Linked DNA regions of Mus musculus: region 1 is linked to region 2. The links are chromatin loops, found by intact Hi-C in ENCODE. Cell type or tissue: gastrocnemius. All regions are shown on one strand. Links, peaks and the distances in the headings refer to the core of each region. The heading gives the core; the rest is flanking DNA.

Evidence for each region. Hi-C counts contacts between places; a loop is a spot of excess contacts. Peaks named below come from ENCODE experiments on the same cell type or tissue, not always from the same donor. Only the 100,000 strongest peaks of a DNase experiment are listed, where the experiment ranks them.
Region 1: it touches region 2 in a loop (2.2-fold over the local background); 23 of 42 quality-filtered maps call a loop at or near these places.

What each region holds. Positions count from the first base shown.
Region 1 is chr13:30,970,584-30,978,917 of GRCm38, forward strand. Exoc2 (exocyst complex component 2) reads right to left here and starts at 3,464. Exons shown (of 28, transcript NM_025588.2): 1 at 3,413-3,464. In gastrocnemius, for the core only: no CTCF peak of the experiment used is centred there; DNase peaks (open chromatin) are centred at 3,488 and 7,841; H3K4me3 peaks cover 2,012 bases; H3K27ac peaks cover 1,475 bases.
Region 2 is chr13:30,562,412-30,570,745 of GRCm38, forward strand. No RefSeq gene overlaps it. Among named protein-coding and RNA genes, the nearest start is that of Uqcrfs1, 21 kb to the left of the region's middle. In gastrocnemius, for the core only: a CTCF peak has its summit at 4,572; a DNase peak (open chromatin) is centred at 4,563.

The DNA of each region.
Region 1 (8,334 bases), core at 7-8,006, 410 kb after region 2:
AATACTCAGACATAAGACAAATGCTAAATGATAACATGATTTACGAAAGTGCAAATTTCCAATGCCCAAAGACTGAGAAAATCTAATTGGTGACGTTTCTTGCTGTCCTTGGTGTTTGTTTTGTTTATAGAAGTCACATTTGTTTTTGCTTTTGAAACTGGGTAACATTTGTAGCCCAGGCTGATCTTTTACTCAGCATTCCCCTGCATCAGCCTCCCCAGTGCTGGGAATGAAGGCACACTGCACACTGAGATAATCAGGTTTTATATAGTCTCTCTGAATACACAAAAAGGGAAACTAAGGCTCAGAGATGCTGAGTAACCCAGTTGTTGTCATGCAGCTGGCTGGCCGTAGCACATGGAGAGCTGAATGGTTGCTTTAATTCCTACACCAAAATAAATTTGACTTTAATATCCAAATTGAGATCAAAAAAGCCTATGTGTGTATTCACAGCTTCAAAATTCCCTGTGTGTCCACAATTAGGTGAAGTGTGCCCATTTGCACCAATAGCATCATTCCTCTATTCAACATAAACCCACTGTAAAGTGATTACAGTGGTCCCTACCATCCCAGCGCTGCAGGCAGTCAAGGGCATGCACACCTACATCCCCAGAGTTTATCATGCCATACTTCCTCAAACCGTTTGGTAACGGAAGTTATTTCCCACTGCAATCAATCTCAAAATCTCCTACTTTAACATAAGCCTAAAACTCATCTACTAGATAAACATTAAAAACATGTGTAGTATGTGTACTATGTAGTAGGCATTACTAGGAACCTGGGCCTGCTAACACTGAGTACAGAAAAGCCAGGCATAGATAGTGATGTGTCTCAGCACTGAGGAAACTGTGGTATGAGGATCACTTCAGTCAAAGAGTTCAGATCAACCTGAGGGCTGGTGAGATGGCTCAACAGGTAAGAGCACCCGACTGCTCTTCCAAAAGGTCCTGAGTTCAAATCCCAGCAACCACATGGTGGCTCACAACCATCCGTAATGAGATCTGACTCCCTCTTCTGGTGTGTCTGAAGACAGCTACAGTGTACTTACATATAATAAATAAATAAATCTTTAAAAAAAAAAAAAAAAACAAAAGATCAACCTGAATAGTGATCAATCAATAGTGAGACCCTCTCAAAGAAAGAAGAGTAAAACCACAGCCTGTGTGAAAAGATAACTGAGAGACAAGTTTATCCCTAGTGTTTCCTACGTGGTAAGATCCTGCTGTAGCTATACACTTAGAGATTCTATTTGGTACCAAGTCTTTTACCAGAATACAGATTCTTAAACTGTGAGTGGCAATCCTGTAGGTTATACAGGGTTGTGGAACTGAATGCAGAGAGAGGAAAAAAAAGAAAAAGCGAAATGAAAGTCTTCTAAACACATGGGATCAAAAATGAATTAAAAAATGAAATCCATAGTGAATCAAAGGTGTTACCAGCAGTACTCAATCCAACTTCATCCCAGCCTTGGTTCTGAACTTTCTCTCTGTGCACGTTGCCATGTCATGAAGTACCCAAGAGTATTCAACCCAAACCCTACAACTCAGCGTCAAAGTACTATATGTTACAAATAGCAGTTGTTTTCACTGTATGTTACGATTTGAATAGAAAATATCTCCTATAGGCTCAGAACCTCCTAACACTGTTTTAGGCAGTTATGAAAGCTTACAGATGAAGAGCCTTGTTGTGAAAGTGAGTCACTAGGGGGTGGGGACTTGAGGTTTCAGAGCCCAGCCCCACATCCTGACTTCTATCTGCTTCCTGTTCCTGAGGGGTCCCAGGGCACAGTCCTGCCACTATGAGGCAGCCTCACTAGCATAGGCTATATAACTCCAATCTATAAACTGGAGTGAGACCTTCTTCCCTTAAACTGCTTAGCAGGTACTTGGTTACAACACTGAAAAAACTAACACACTACATATATACATACATACATACAAACAAATATATACATATATACACACATACATATATGTGTGTATACATATATGTGTGTATTCATATATGTATATATGTATGTGTATATATGTATATATTATGCATATGTATATACGTATATACACACACACAAACAAAATGTTCTGTTCTTAAAGGAGAAAAATGGTTTTATTACAGAAAACAAAGACTATTCACATTTCCCTACTGGCATTCTTCAGCATGTAATCACCAAGTGATTGGGTCTTTAAATCGTGTTGTGTCCGAATTTTAATCTGAAAAACTGGTTTTTACGTTGCTGATTTGAAGTTCTAAAAGATCACCAATGGATTCGGCTTGGGAGTAAGGACAAATTTGCAACAATCTCCAAAATGTTTCTAACTGTCCTTCTACCACTGTGTACTATGTATTTGTATGTAGAACTGCTCTTCCTACCGATGATTAGAAAATTAAAATAATCAATCAGCTCTGGAAAGCCCTGAAGATGCTCAGTGTCCCGTAGTTACAAATATTAAACCAAGACTTAACTATGTATGTGAAAAGAACCGAGTTATCCAACTCTATGCTTTCATCTTTAATAAATGGTAAGTTTGATGTATACAAAAATTGTCCTAAAATAAAAAGCTTTGTGATTTACAGATAGTGAATACATAGATTGTCTACCTATTTTATAAACTTACATATAAAACCATGGAAATTCTTTATAAATTTTTGGTGGCAAAAGTTGAAGAAGCCCCATACTAGAATACAGCCTTTACAAATGTTTTGAATGTAATCTTCAAGGTATCACCTTTTGGAAGGTAATAGTTCAAAATGTCTGGTACAGTAAATTAAATAATTGAAAAAGAAAAAAAAAGGACTACTTTCTAATAACTCCAAAAATTGTTTCCAACAAACAGAGGTTCCCCTGCTTAAAAATACTGTCTACTGTGTCAAACAAAAGAGAACATGTAAGAGGCAAGCACACATCAGCGTCTTTCTGTCACCTTTCGAATCACAAATTGTTCACACTTAGATCATTCTTGTTTTGACTTTCAGTTCCTTGCCATTGGGGGAATCTGTTACCAAGCCTGGGCCATCACAAGCTAAGCTTTATAAACAAAGTTAGTAGAGAGATAACCAGTTGCCATTAGTGTTTTTAGTGTAAGGCATTCAAATGGCCGAATGGAGGTGTGGCTGAACCCGCACTTGCTGCTCCCAGAGTAGTAAAGGAAACCATTCAAGCTTCCCGTCCACGTTAGCGCGGGGGACTTAAACAGATTCCAAGCAGACCCTGCACACCAGCCGCTCCTCCGGGTCCAGCCCGGCGGCCTGCGCGGAGGCGGGTGGGGAAGGCTCGGCCCGCGGCTCCCACACTCAGCCCCGCGCCCCGGGTCCCTCACCGCGCCTCCCCAGGTCGCCCAGCCCCGACGGTCCCGTGCCACCGCGGAATTCCACTCCGGACCCGGGGCGTCCTCACCCAGGACGCGACACTCACCTGCAGCTTGCAGGCGGTGTCAGGTCCCAGCCAACCGGTTCCAGGCCGCCGCAGCCAGCACTAGGGCCGCACTTCCGCACGCCGCGAGCGCCGAGCGCGTCGATCCGCCGCCTAGCCGAGCACCGAGTGCTGGATGGACCGCCTCTTCCCAGAGGGGAAGGAATAGAAGGAGGACCAGACTATGGAGAAGGGAAGTTAGAGGATATCGACGGCATGGAAGTGGACAGAGAGGGAAGAAAGGGAAAGTGGGGAGGGAGGAGGAGAGAAGGGTGGAGAGGTGGAAAGGAGAAGAGGAATTGATGGGAAAGGGAGAAAAGAAGGAGGGAAGCAGAAAGGAGGAGAGGGAGAAAGTGGAAGGGTGGAATTCGGGGAGGAAAAAGAGGGGAGGGGTAAAGAGGATACAGTCGGTTAGAGTCACAGTAGATGTTGCCCAAGAGTCCACAGCGGTCAGGGATCAGCACCAGGTCAAGAGGCAAACCTCAGTCAAAGGACTGCATCTAGCCAGGAGTGCCCGCCTTATTAAGATTTCTCACAGGTCAGAGCTTTGGGGTCCCAAGGGTCTGAGTGGCAAATTGATTTGCAAACTCACAAGACCCCCATATTATAGAAACGACTGCTATCTACAGCCCATAAGCCCTAAGGTTTGAAGGTACCCTCCTGTGGACTCTGGAGATGGCCAGCTGAACTGAAGCAGACATATCCCTGTGGCTTCCTCTGTAGCAGGAACGAAGGACAGTGATCTTCAGCAGAGGATAATGGCAGAAGCATAGGGTCTACCTGTGGTTGTGTTGCCATGACTGTGGAGAGAAGTAGCTACGGGGTGCCCATTATCTAAGACCAATAACAGCCTAACCTTTCTAATGCTGAGACCCTTTAATACAGTTCCCCATATCGTGGTGACCCCCAACCATAAAATTATTATGTTGCTACTTCATAGCTGTAATTTTACTACTGTTATGAAGGCAATGTAAATATCTGTTTTCCGATGGTCTTAAACAACCCCTGCGTGAAGATCATTCCCCCAGGGGGGTTAAGAGCCACTGGCCTAAGCTATTTTTTTTTCAGATATCTTTCTGTGAAGCATACCTTATGCTTCATTCAGTACATACACTGAAGAGGGTGTCGTACAGGCACTATGAATTAAGAGATATTGTATGGCTTCATTTTTCTCTCCTATTTGTGAGAAGATACGTCAAAGTGTTTCCAGACCATCCATTTTGAAGATCAAGGGAACACTCTTTATTCGTGAGCAAGAGACTTGGCAGCAGAGGTCCTAAGGAAATACTGTAAGAAATCTCTGGCAGTCACGGAGCCTTTCACTGTGAAACAAAACCCTTCAGGTCTCAGTGACATGCCATTTGTCAGGTAAGGCTGCCTATCATCAAAGCCAGAATGGTGGCTCTGGAAAACTCACAGAGTTTTCCCTGGATCAAAAAAAAATAATAATAATAAATATACTATGCTAGTGAAACAGAAACACTCAGAAGAGGAAAGAGACTCTTTTGTTAACATAAAGAACACTGGTACAATTTTCTTTATTTTTCCCCTCCCTCAAGTTTCTGCTCCTAACCCTGAAACTAACTAGCAAACACTGGTGCAGAAGTTGCCAGAAAATAAAACTGTTAAAACTAAAATTGCTACGGTAGCCACTGAGGCTACAAATCATTGTATAGGTTTATGTTCTCAACACTTTCAGATTTCATTAGAACTAAAAAGAAGGATTTTGACACAGTACTTCCAATCTATCTAAAACAGTCTTCGGAAACACCAGGAGACACCACTAGGCTCCCTGGATAATTTATGTATCTGTTTTGCCTTACATCAATACCTTAAGTACTCAGTACTGCATGGCATGTCAGCTTGAAAGGGGCCATACATAGTTAGTGTGCAACCTAACCCTCAACACAACTGTAAAGATGCCATCTCTTAAGGCGCCTTCTTAGGAGAAGCTAACGATTAGTTAGTTGTCCTTGCTGGGGCATTCCTGCCATATTCATTCTCATAGTATGTACCACAGAGACCCACTGTGACAATGATTCAGTCCACCAGGCTGGCCATCCATTAGACCTGTCAGCAGAGTACCAGTCTCTTCATTTACTCTCTTGTCCTACTCTTGAACTTCCTGAGAGAAGGGATTGTGTGTGCTTCACAAAATGGTTGTAGGATGAAAAGCTGAGATTCAAGTGTTCACCAAAGCTGTGGGGAGAGATCTATTTCTAGCCATCTACTTCAAAATCTGCTAAACAGCCAAGCAAAAAGAAAAAAAAAGCAATGTTTGATAAATTTTGACGATATAGTGACAGTTGACATGCTTTAAGCGAATACTACCAGTGTTGGCATCCTTCGTGGTTAAAGCTGCAGAGACAATTTGAAAGCCTGCAAGGTTGTCTGTCACACAACCCGAGCTCTTTCAGAAATTCCTTAGCCATGGTTCTTGGTTTAGGAAACCCTTTGACTCATGTCCTTTTTACCTTCGTTTTAGCTATCCTGTGCTCCTAGCAACTGCCCTGATATGAACCTAGCAATCTCCATTTCTCATTGGCTCCAGGTCTCAGTGTGAAAAGTCTTCAGCAGAGTCATATGTCTCTGATCAACTTTACAGTGAAATGGAGCCCCGTGGGCTTTTTATTTACTTGAAATTTGCATATTTCAATTTGAAAATTGTAAATAAACTTGGCTCTAAAGAGGAGGCCTGGTGTTACTGTTACCCCGACCATCTGGCTCTTCCTGCCATGCAGTAGTGCAGATGTGCTGAGCACCTGTGTTTATATCTGGGCGTCGCTGGTGGCAGCTTATGTCCGTAGGTGGTCCGTGAGGGAGTGAAGAAATTGAGGAAAGGTTCTCTCTGCCAAAGATATATGAGAGCCACATAGCCTGGAAAAAAAAAAAAAAAAAAGGAACTGGGTCAGAATGTGGGAAGGGCTCAGTTAGCATCCGGGGATGCTCTCTAGTTCCTTTTCAGTCCCCAGAGGGCAGAAATAATCAAATGCTATGATTATATGTGAATAGGAATTAAGATCCCTTTGGGTCCTAAATAGGGGGTTTCTAACTAAATGTATGGTTTCGTTTTAGTTACTTTTAGTTTTTCTTATTTTGTTGGTCTTTGCTGTCATTGTTTTCAAAGAGTCTCACTGTATTGCCCAGACTGGTTTTGAAATTCCCTGCCTCTGCCTCACAAGTGCTGGGATTGCAGGGGTGTCCTCTCACCACGGCTTCTAATTTAGTTCAGATTGCTAGCTAGTAGTAGGTGACTGTGTGTCTGTCTGTCTGTCTGCCTGCCTGTGTGTGTGTGTCTCTTTGTATGAGAGTATGTGTGTATGTCTGTGAGTGTGAGAGTCTAAGTGTGTATCTGTGAGTGTGTGAGTCTCTGTGTGTGTGTCTGTGAGTGTGTGAACCTGTGTGTGTGAATCTGTGTGTGTGAGAGTGAGTGAGTGTGTGTGTGTGTGTGTGTGTGTGTGTGTGTGTGTGATATTAGATAGTTTGGAATTTCCTTTTTTACTTTGAAACAGGTATGCCTGTTCAGTTTGAGCAAAAATAAATTTGCACAATGTCAGTGGCCATAGGACTGACATAGAAAACTACATAAATCTCCCACTTTCTCCCAGTTTATCCATGAAAGTGGTAGCATCTGAAGAAGGCAGGGTTACTGGATTCCATTTTGTAGCTCAGCTGCCAAGGTCTGTTCTCCCACTGGTTATCCTGGTCCTGTCTGTCCATGATGGCATTTCCTTATGTTCAGCAGGACTCCCCTAAAGTGTAAGGCTCAGAAGCATGTCTTTCACAGGGACTGACCTCAGGTTCTCAAGGCAGTGACAGGACACCAACATTGTAGCTCTGCACCTGAAAAGCTATGTAGAAAGGAAGCTGTGCCTTACCCACTCAGGATGTCTTCATCCTCAACTCTCTATCCTGTAAGTGAGGAGGCAGCCCGTTGCCAGCCAGCATGTCTTCACATAAGGAACAGATGCACGGATTAAAGCTAGGAAGCATTTTCAAACCACATAGACTTTCCACTTTCACCAAGTGAAACCTTTGTTGTTCCCGGCTGCACCCTTGTAACAAAGACACTTAACCAGGAAAGTTGAGAAGTACTTCATTTTTCACTGCTCCTGAAAAGAAATATTCAAAGTGTTCAACAGCAAATTATGATGGGAAACAAAAATATCCACAGTCCTGAAAAAGAAATCAAGAACTAACTATAGCACCATTGATTAAAAGAAAAATTACATTGAAAATCCAGAAGCTACTTTCTGGTTCATATGTGATGTAACTCCTGAGTCTTTGACCTTTGGAAAGTTCCAGTTAATCTCATTTTTAAAGTTGGTTGGATAGGAGTAAGCCTGAAGTGCTTTAAGCCCTGAGATCTCACAAGAAGGTTTCGGCACGACTCTCTGAAGGAGTTTTGGCAGGGCCTCAAGACTCGTTATTCTGGCACCTCTGTCTGGCCATCTGGGCAGAATGGGGCATATGGGTGGTGTTAGTGTAGTTTTTCCAAATAATTCTGTACACCATGGTAGTGGATCACACTAATTACTCTGCTGTTGAATTGAAAGTTGTGGTTCCCCCGGAGGCTTTGTTCTGTGACTAGGTTACCTATAACACATCCATTTTAAGCAGAACTTTGAGACAGCTCCCTCTGCCTCTGTTTCTATAATCCTTTGCTGCCTGGTCCTCAATCACTTCCCCACCTCCCTGTTAGCCTCCCACCCTGGAAATAATTACTGTGCTAAGGTACAATCCTCAAAAGGCATTTTGCAGGCTAACCATGAAGTAAAGTAATAAAAAAAATAATATAATGATAAATATGTACGCTGTGTTTTCAATTTTTCATTTTTATTGAATTTCTGCTTTTTCCATGAAGCAATTCTTTCTGTGTGTTGTCATATTTTTCAGACCTTGGATGTTTTATGCTTCGATGTTTT
Region 2 (8,334 bases), core at 273-8,272:
CTTGTGCTCTTTAACCAAACATTCAGACGAGGGTGCAGGGGAAGCCAGCTTTAGACCAGACTTTCCTGTAACAGAAAGTTGCAAGGGAAAGGTGGTGTTTGACAAGTACAGGGCCTCCCATCTCTGGGGAAGAGGTTCCAGTGAGACACCTGTCCCTTTCAAGAGCCAGAGGTGGAGAGATGTGCCACAAGAAGCTGTCTCCCAGACATGCTATAGCCTTTGTACTAATGAGATCACTGCCGCTATAGCTGTCTGCATAAGACTTGTACAAACCTGGACAGTTTAACATTTCATCATCGATGGGGGAGGAACCACAAGGCCCTGCCCCTCCCTGAGAGACTATTGGCAACTAATGGTTATTGGAGGAGAGATGTCGTTTTCTTCAGTAGTGTAACCTGTGACAAGTTTCCCTCACTCGAGTAAATCACCTCCCACCCCTTTTTGGGAAAGAAACTCTAATTGACCTCAGTGGGCCACGAGACACGAAAGGAGACACGAATAAGGCAAAGTGGAGATTTGTGGAGAAGAAAGATTCCAGTAGGGGGTGAGACGAGCATGGGGGAAACTGTCTGAAATTCATTGTACAAATGTATGAAACTATCAAACAAATTATAAAGCGAGTGACCCTGTCACAAGGGCACCAAGGCAGAAAGTAAACTCTCCTTCCTTTCAGGATTCCATATATCTTTTCCACACTGAGGTTCCCAACCCAATGGTCATGTTGGGGGAGTCATCTGTTATGTGTGTGGACTCTGAAACACATACTGATCTTCCATGCATCAGATAGCTACTGAGATAGCTGTACAGTAATGTATACCACTGTGGATACGAACTTCCATTTCAGACCTGGAGAACCAGATGAACTAGTTCAAAGTGAGACATCCCAACCAATCCCAGTGGCCCCTTTGGTGAGCAAGCAAGGACTTGTGGCTCACCACGAGGTCAGATCCCTTCTCTCAAACCTCCTAAGAAGGGCTATGCACATAATAACCAAGACCCTTTGGCTTTGCCTTTCTTCACATTCATGTTTTCTTTTAAAGGAAACCTTATACATATAGAAGAAACAGCAATGGCATTAGAGGTCATCTCCACAGAATGCAGGGGGCCAGGTGTCTTCAGTTCTAGGCAAGAAGAAACCTTGAGGTTCCAGGAAGTCTTGTCTGTCTAAAACAGAACACTGCCAGTAGAGGTCATATCTAAAAGCAAAGATGGCAAATGTGGTCTGTCCTGCCCACCACCAATATCTATGTGTAGGGATGGCTTGGTTCTTCTTAAAAAAAATGTAAATATTAACAACAAAAAGTCTTTGGTGTAACAAAAGTGTCTGCTGGGACATTATTATGTTAGTCCATTTCTGAGGGATAATTGTGTTTGTAACCCTGAGGGGTTTGCCTGAGGCCCCCAGTCAAAGAACACTTGACTGGTTGGTGAATCCCCCTGTGTTCTACATTCTTTTGCATGCCCAGCATCAATCCGAGCATACTGCTTACCTGTGGGAAGTGGGACAAGGGGAACAAACCTGCTGCTGAGTGATTGTTTCTGTGCTACACCTAACAATGCTCTTTGTTTCTATCCACAAAGCAGTAGCAAGCTGGCTTGGTAGCTTGTACACAGAGTAAAGTCAAATATCGACCAGTCTTTAATCTTACTGTAGAAACCAATTTGAATTTATTTTGTATTTCGTTCCCCAGACTACAGAGAGAGGCAATATGGATGATGTTTGTGTAGTATATCTCTATTTCCAGTTCTACAGAGAGCCTGTGCTGGACAAACTGGTGGATGTCCCTCAGTAAAAAGACGGGGAAACCAGCGGTATCTAAGCCTAAAGCTCTTCAAACATGCAGTTTGAAGGATGAACTGGCCTTTTGCAATGAAATATCCTTTTGGTTAAAATAGCAGCCATCAAATCCATAACAATGTATTGAGTACCTGCAGAACAGGCCTCTTTATGATTGGTTTCTAAAGTTATCGCATTTAAATGGTTGGCCCTCCATGTTCCAAGTCTCAAAGTACTTGCACATATATCCGTTGCTCAACAAAACTCGGTCATCTAAGACCATGTTGTCACCCCTATGTCTGGCCATCAGTGAACACAAGTAACAGCTGTGCTTTATTGAAGATTGTTCCAGACCCTCTTGCAGGCTCCTTATGCAAGCAAACTTGTTCACTACCATAGCAGCTTTGTACATAGGTAATACAATTGTCCTCATTTTATGGCTGATTAAAGTGAAGCACAAAGAGGTAAATATGCTCCCAATCTCCCTGCTCCTGTTTGGCAATGTTGGAGTAAGAAAGAGCAGTCAAACTCCAGATCACAGCACATACTACTAGAATGTACCATCTCAAAGAGGAAAATGAATCGAAGGAGAGAAAGCCATTGTGTAGAAACTGTCGGGGTAGCCAGGGGCAGAGCTGAGATCCATGCCTAGCTAGCTTATGAACGTTACTGGGACTCCAGGACAAAACCTACATCCAATAATCACAGTGTGCCCAAAGATGCACCGTGAGATGTTCCTGTGGTCTGAAGAGCTATGTAACTCTTCCATCTTGGGTTTCTGGTAACTCTCGACAATGTCCCCTGCCCAGTAGCCAATACTAATGTCACTTTCCAGTAGCCCACAATTTCCAATGAACTAGTTGTAGAGAGCTGGTTCTTACAGCCTAAGAGGTCTCCACTAGTGCCCTCAGCCTTAAGACGTGATTCAGAGACAGAGGTTCTGAAGCAAAGGGCAGACTGCTGGGTTCTAGTCCTAGCACTGTGTGACTCAGAGTCAGTCACTTCCTTTCTAGGAACATTTTCATCAGAGGGACGATGGGAACCAGAAGCCTCTGAAATCCCCATCTCCTCACTGTGTCCCCCTAGCACACATCTGTGACTGTTTTGGAGACCCCTTCTATATCCCTGAGTGCCTACCCTGAGCCTCTCCTGGGCTTCCCAATAAGTCATACACCAGGACCTTTTTGCCCTGTGTTTTATCCTCTCAAGACCCTGTGCTGATCTGTGACTAAGAATGCTTATCTCTTTATCACAGAAGCTAAATGGTTGTCGTTTCTTAATAATTCCCTTCTCCCAGGGGAACTCATGCCTCAGCCCTTTTCTTTTCTCTTCTTTTCTCTTCTCTTCTTTTCTTTTCTTTTTCTTTCTTGTCTTGTCTTGTCTTTTTTTTTCAAAGTAGAATTTTTATTAATTCTCTGGAAGTTTCACACCATGCTCCCCAATCATATTCACTCCCCAGCCCTGTGTTTGCCTTCCCAGTTGTGACCTCTCCCCTAAAAATATTTTAAAGATAAAAAAAGAGTAAAACATCTAATGTGTGCTATCTGCATGTACTCACTGGAGCTTGGCCAAACTCTCCCTAACCTGCCCTTAAACAGAACTGAGTCCTTCCCCTGCCGCACTTCCACCAGAAGCCATCAATCGTGGAGAGCTACATCAGCATCCTTATCATACTCTTGAGGTGTTCTCTTCAGTGGCTTCTAGTCTAGGCTGTTACTTTTGGGGAGAGAGGGGGTTGTGAGGGATAAGGGGTGTCACTGAAGTTTTCCACACTCCTCCCCCTCAACTATGTGTCTGCAGTTATTGATACGACAACCAAAGTAATCTCCTTGATCTTTGCCGTCAGTGCAAGCACAGACCATGTGCCTTCACACTGTTTCTGGAGACCATACTGACTACGAGCATGGTCCCCTCCTGCAGTAGGGGCCCAGACAAGTAGAACAAGGCCCTTGAAGGCAGCCCAGACCATCGACATCAACACAGCCTCTGGTGGCAGTGCAGGCCACAGATGGGCACATGGCAGAAGAGTGTGCCTGCCAGTGGATGTGTTGATGTCTGTGGCACGTGCTACCACCAAGGGTCATGCAGATGCCCATGGTCTGTGCTGTAGTCTAAGGCCATGCTGACATCCGTGGGTTGTGCTGTCCCTGGAGCCATACAGATATGAGTGGCCTGGACTGTCACCCAAGGCCATGCTGATGTTTGGGTCCATGCTGCCACCAAGGGCCATGCCTAGGTCCAAGGCCCTGCTGCAGTCAGGGTTGGTGTTGATGTTCGAGGCCCAAGTTACCATCAAAGGCCTTGTGGATTCATGGGCTGTGCTGCTACCTAAAGCCCTGTTGCTGCCCATGGGCTGTGCTGCTGCTGGGGCCCATGTCTCAACTCTCTTAAGTCACATCTATCAGAAGCTAATGCTCACCCCTGTCCTTTTAGAAACAAAAGCCGAGCTGGAGAAAAACAACCTTGCAAGTGTTGGTCTTTTGTTCCATGGTTATACAGAAGCCTGAATTTGCTAGCATTGTATTTATTGTTAAGTCATCAAACATGTATTTGTTAAACATTTACTACATGTACCCAAACCCTCCAATCCATCTCCACACACAGAAGGGTGACAAACCACACCGGGACATCCAAGAAGCCTCTCCAGTGGTCGGACCTGAGACTTTCATCCCAAGAGACTTGGTGGCTCTTCCTCGAAGCTCTGGGCCGGTGACAAAGATAGGCCAGTCAGACCACTTGTGTGCAACTGTAGCGTTGTCTTCTTCACTAATCCAGGAGCGACATATCCTCTGGAGGGAGCCAGAGGACTGTGGAAGAGGCCCCGACCATGCACAGCGACTTCTGCATGTGTCCTGCCATGGTCTCATGTTCTCTTCTGGATCAGAGTTGTGGCCAACTTCCTAAATCATTGATGTAAATTGTAAATAATCCTAAAAATAAGATTTTCTTTCTTTCCAAGTAGCTTATTTCCCCATGTTTAATGTAGAAATGGAATATGTATCCACTGGTAGCTCTTAATTTTAGGCAATACTTTCCGCCCTTTCAAAACCGATCAGTAGGCCCCTTTAGGCAAAGTGCTATTCACATTTGAATTCTGGTTGAGGCCTGCCTTGGAGTTCTTGGTACTTCCAAACCCAGTTCTTTTTGTCTTTCCCTTGATGTGGTTCAGAGAAAGGTAGTTTGAAATGGAGAAACTCTGTGACAATGACACTGGAAAATGAAGCCACCAGAACAGCCCTCACCTTCCATTTCAGGCTAGTTACCAGGCCAATGGAAGTGTGACTCTTCAGATGACTAAAAATATGAACGTATCACAGAAAGTCCTTCATGAGCCATACCTCTGATGACCCGAATGTGAGATGTGGTTGATTGTCTCAGAGCTTGAGAGAGTAAAAGAGAAAAGATGAGGAAGACCTCTCGCTCTTCAAGTTCAGGGGCTGGGTCTAAAATCAACTATCATGGAGCTGAGCTGTCTAGCCTGCCCCTGTGGCAAGGGCTGTCGTTACAAACAGCTCCACTAACTCCTTTTGGCAGTCATTTGTGTTTTCCCTTTGTTTATTTACTGGGGTAGCGCACCATAGCGCATGCACAAAGGGCATAGGACAGCTTGCAGGGATCAGTTCTCTCCTTCCCTCAATCCAGAGATCAAGTTTAGGTCACTGGACTTGAAAGCAAGAGCCTGTTACTCTCTTGTTGGGAGCCGCCCTCACATTTGCCATTACAAGATGGCGCTGACAGCTGTGTTCTAAGTAGTAAACATAATCTGCACACGTGCAGGGGCAGTTTTCCCGCCATGTGTTCTGCCTTTCCTGTGATGACAACTGGGCCGATGGGCTGCAGCCAATCAGGGAATGACACGTCCTAGGCGGAGGATAATTCTCCTTAAAAGGGACGGGGTTTTGCCATTCTTTCTCTCTCTCTTGTTCTCTCTCTTGCTCTTGCTTTTTCTCTCTCTTGCTTTCTTGTTCTTGCTTTCTTTTTCTTTCTCTTGCTTTCTCTCCCTTGCTTTCTTGTTCTTGTTCTTTTTCTTGCTTTCTTGCTCTTGCTCTCTTGCTCTCTTGCTCTCTGGCTCCTGAAGATGTAAGCAATAAATTTGCTGTGTTCTTCCTGGCCGGTCGCGAGAACGCGTGTAAGACTCTCTGAGCCATCTTGGGCTTTCAGTAAGTCCAGAGAAGGTGACAGGCAGTCCCTGTCTCTCAGGTGGTGGCTTCTGGCTACTTCAGAGGAGCAGGGTGACATTCTGTTTGGCTAGAACCCTCTCAGATGGTCCACAGACACCAGGACAGTGTCCACTTCTCATGGGCTTGCTGCTGTGGCCATATGTTCCTCCTGACTTTGACTCCTGTGACTGGTTTCCTTGCTCTTTTTAAAGAAATTCTCCTTTCTCCCTCTTTCTCCCTTTTTCTCCCTCTTTCTCCCTCTTTCTCCCTCTTTCTCCCTCTCCCCCTCCCCCCCTCTCCCCCTCCCCCTCCCCCCTCTCTCTGCATCTGTGGTGATCTGAAGAAGCCATCAGATGCCCTGAACTTCTTCAGACCCACCTTGTGTCCTTGAGACAGGGTCTCTCACTGAACAGGGAAAATACCAGCAGACTTACTAATCCTCCTGTCTCCCCTACATCAACCCAGGGATGACACAGTGCCTACAGCCATGTCTAGCTTTTCACATGGGTCTTGAGGATCCACACCCAGGCCCTCATGCATGTTGTAGCAAGCTCTCCACCCACTAAGCTTTATTTCCAGATTTTGATGCCTTCCTATAGAATTTTCCCCTTGCTAAGCCACTGCTCAATACCTAGAAATGGGGGTCCCAGTGATGCTTCTTGACCACACCCCCACTCCTGTTTAACAGTTCCCACTCTGCACAGCCCTTGCTCTCTCCAGCCTGGCAACTTGCTGGTGCCAGAAACTGTCTCTGAATTTTCTTGTGCTATAAGATCATCTATCTTATTGCATTGTGGTCCCCTTTAATCAACTAATTTTTATTTAAATAAAATGAAATAAATAAACATGTGAGAAGTCCCTTTTTTTTAACAAATAAGACCACATTTTAACTTATTGTAGCGTACCTTGGACTTGAATGTAAATATTTCATTTTTTCTGGAAATAGATTCAAGTAATACTGTCTCCCATGCTAGAAACCTAAGACCTATGTCTTACTACTCCCTGCCCCATCTTCAAATATGTTTCTTTCCATATCCACACCACCTACACCCTCAACAGCACCTCCCTTTGCAGGTGACACCTAGATTATCTGTTTGGAGCTAGTCTTCTGCCCCTCTGATACAGTCTGAAACCATAATCCATTCGCTTCGTTACCTTGCTGTGGCTGCCTCAGCAGAGAAATGGCCTCATGATACTTCTAATACTAATCAAAAGCTTCTACCCGGCCCTGAAGGACTCCCTGTCTTTCTGGTAACATTCTTGGGGACCATACATAAGTCAGTCCCTTCCAGGATCAGCTGCTACTATCTCTATTCCAAGAGTGCCCTCCTCTGCCAGACCCAAACAGGCACATGTGCTGGAGGCCAATCCATCTCACATCTTCAGTGAGACTTTCCCTGACATTTATCTTCCAAGGGAGCTGCCTAATTTTGTAGTCCCATCAATGGGGTTTCTTCCTTTCCTCGGTCACTCCCGCCAAGCTGGCTGTGCCTATCACTTGCCTTGTCTGCCTTCTCAACTTAAATATCACTGAGACACATAAAAAGTTTGCAGTTTGTGCACGGGCGTTGCATGAACTTATGATCTGGTGACTGCGCAAATGACAGGCAGTATTTCTAAGAGATAATATCAGGGCAGGGGTCCGAGCCCACTGGGAGCTTTACACACTGTTGGCTTATGCTTAGCCTTCCTTCCACTGAGAGAGCTCGTGTGGAGGTGAGAGTGTTCTCGGCCTCAGTAGGGAATGAAGAAAGGCCTGGAGGCTTTACATGAGTGCATACCCAACTTTGTGCCTTGGGGCCCAAGTGCTTTGGGGAGTACTGCATTTCTAAGTTCTACCTGCCCGGGAGTGACCTTCACAGTACTGTCATCATCAAACCTGGAAAGCAATTCTCCCTCCTATTCCCTGTCAAAGGAACAATTCAGGGTGTTTCAATGTGTTTCCCAGAGGGCAAGCATCTGACTGTGGTTGTATTGAAGCTCCTGTGCAAACATAGTTCAAGAAAACACTAGCCAATGGGCTTCTTGGTTTCTGTTAGCAACAGGGAAGGCCATTGGCTAAGGATGACTTTGAGGTCAGTGACAGATATGTGGCTAGATACTCTTCAAAGCATCTCCCAGAAGCCATTTCTATGTAAACAGATCTGAAGCAGACACTAACCTGCAATAAGAAATAATAATAATAAGCCAAATGAGAAGGCATTTTCAAATTCCCCAAAGAAGGCAGTGCTCTGACCTCTTTCAGGTCATGCTGGAAGTCCTGGACTCAGTGAAGATATAGAAAAACTATCTGGAGCCTGTGGGTTCTAAGCTTTAGACGGCAAGAAGGAAAAATAAGGCTGTTTGTTTGCACTTGTTTCTCTGCCACTGTGATAAAACACCAACTCAAAGCAACTC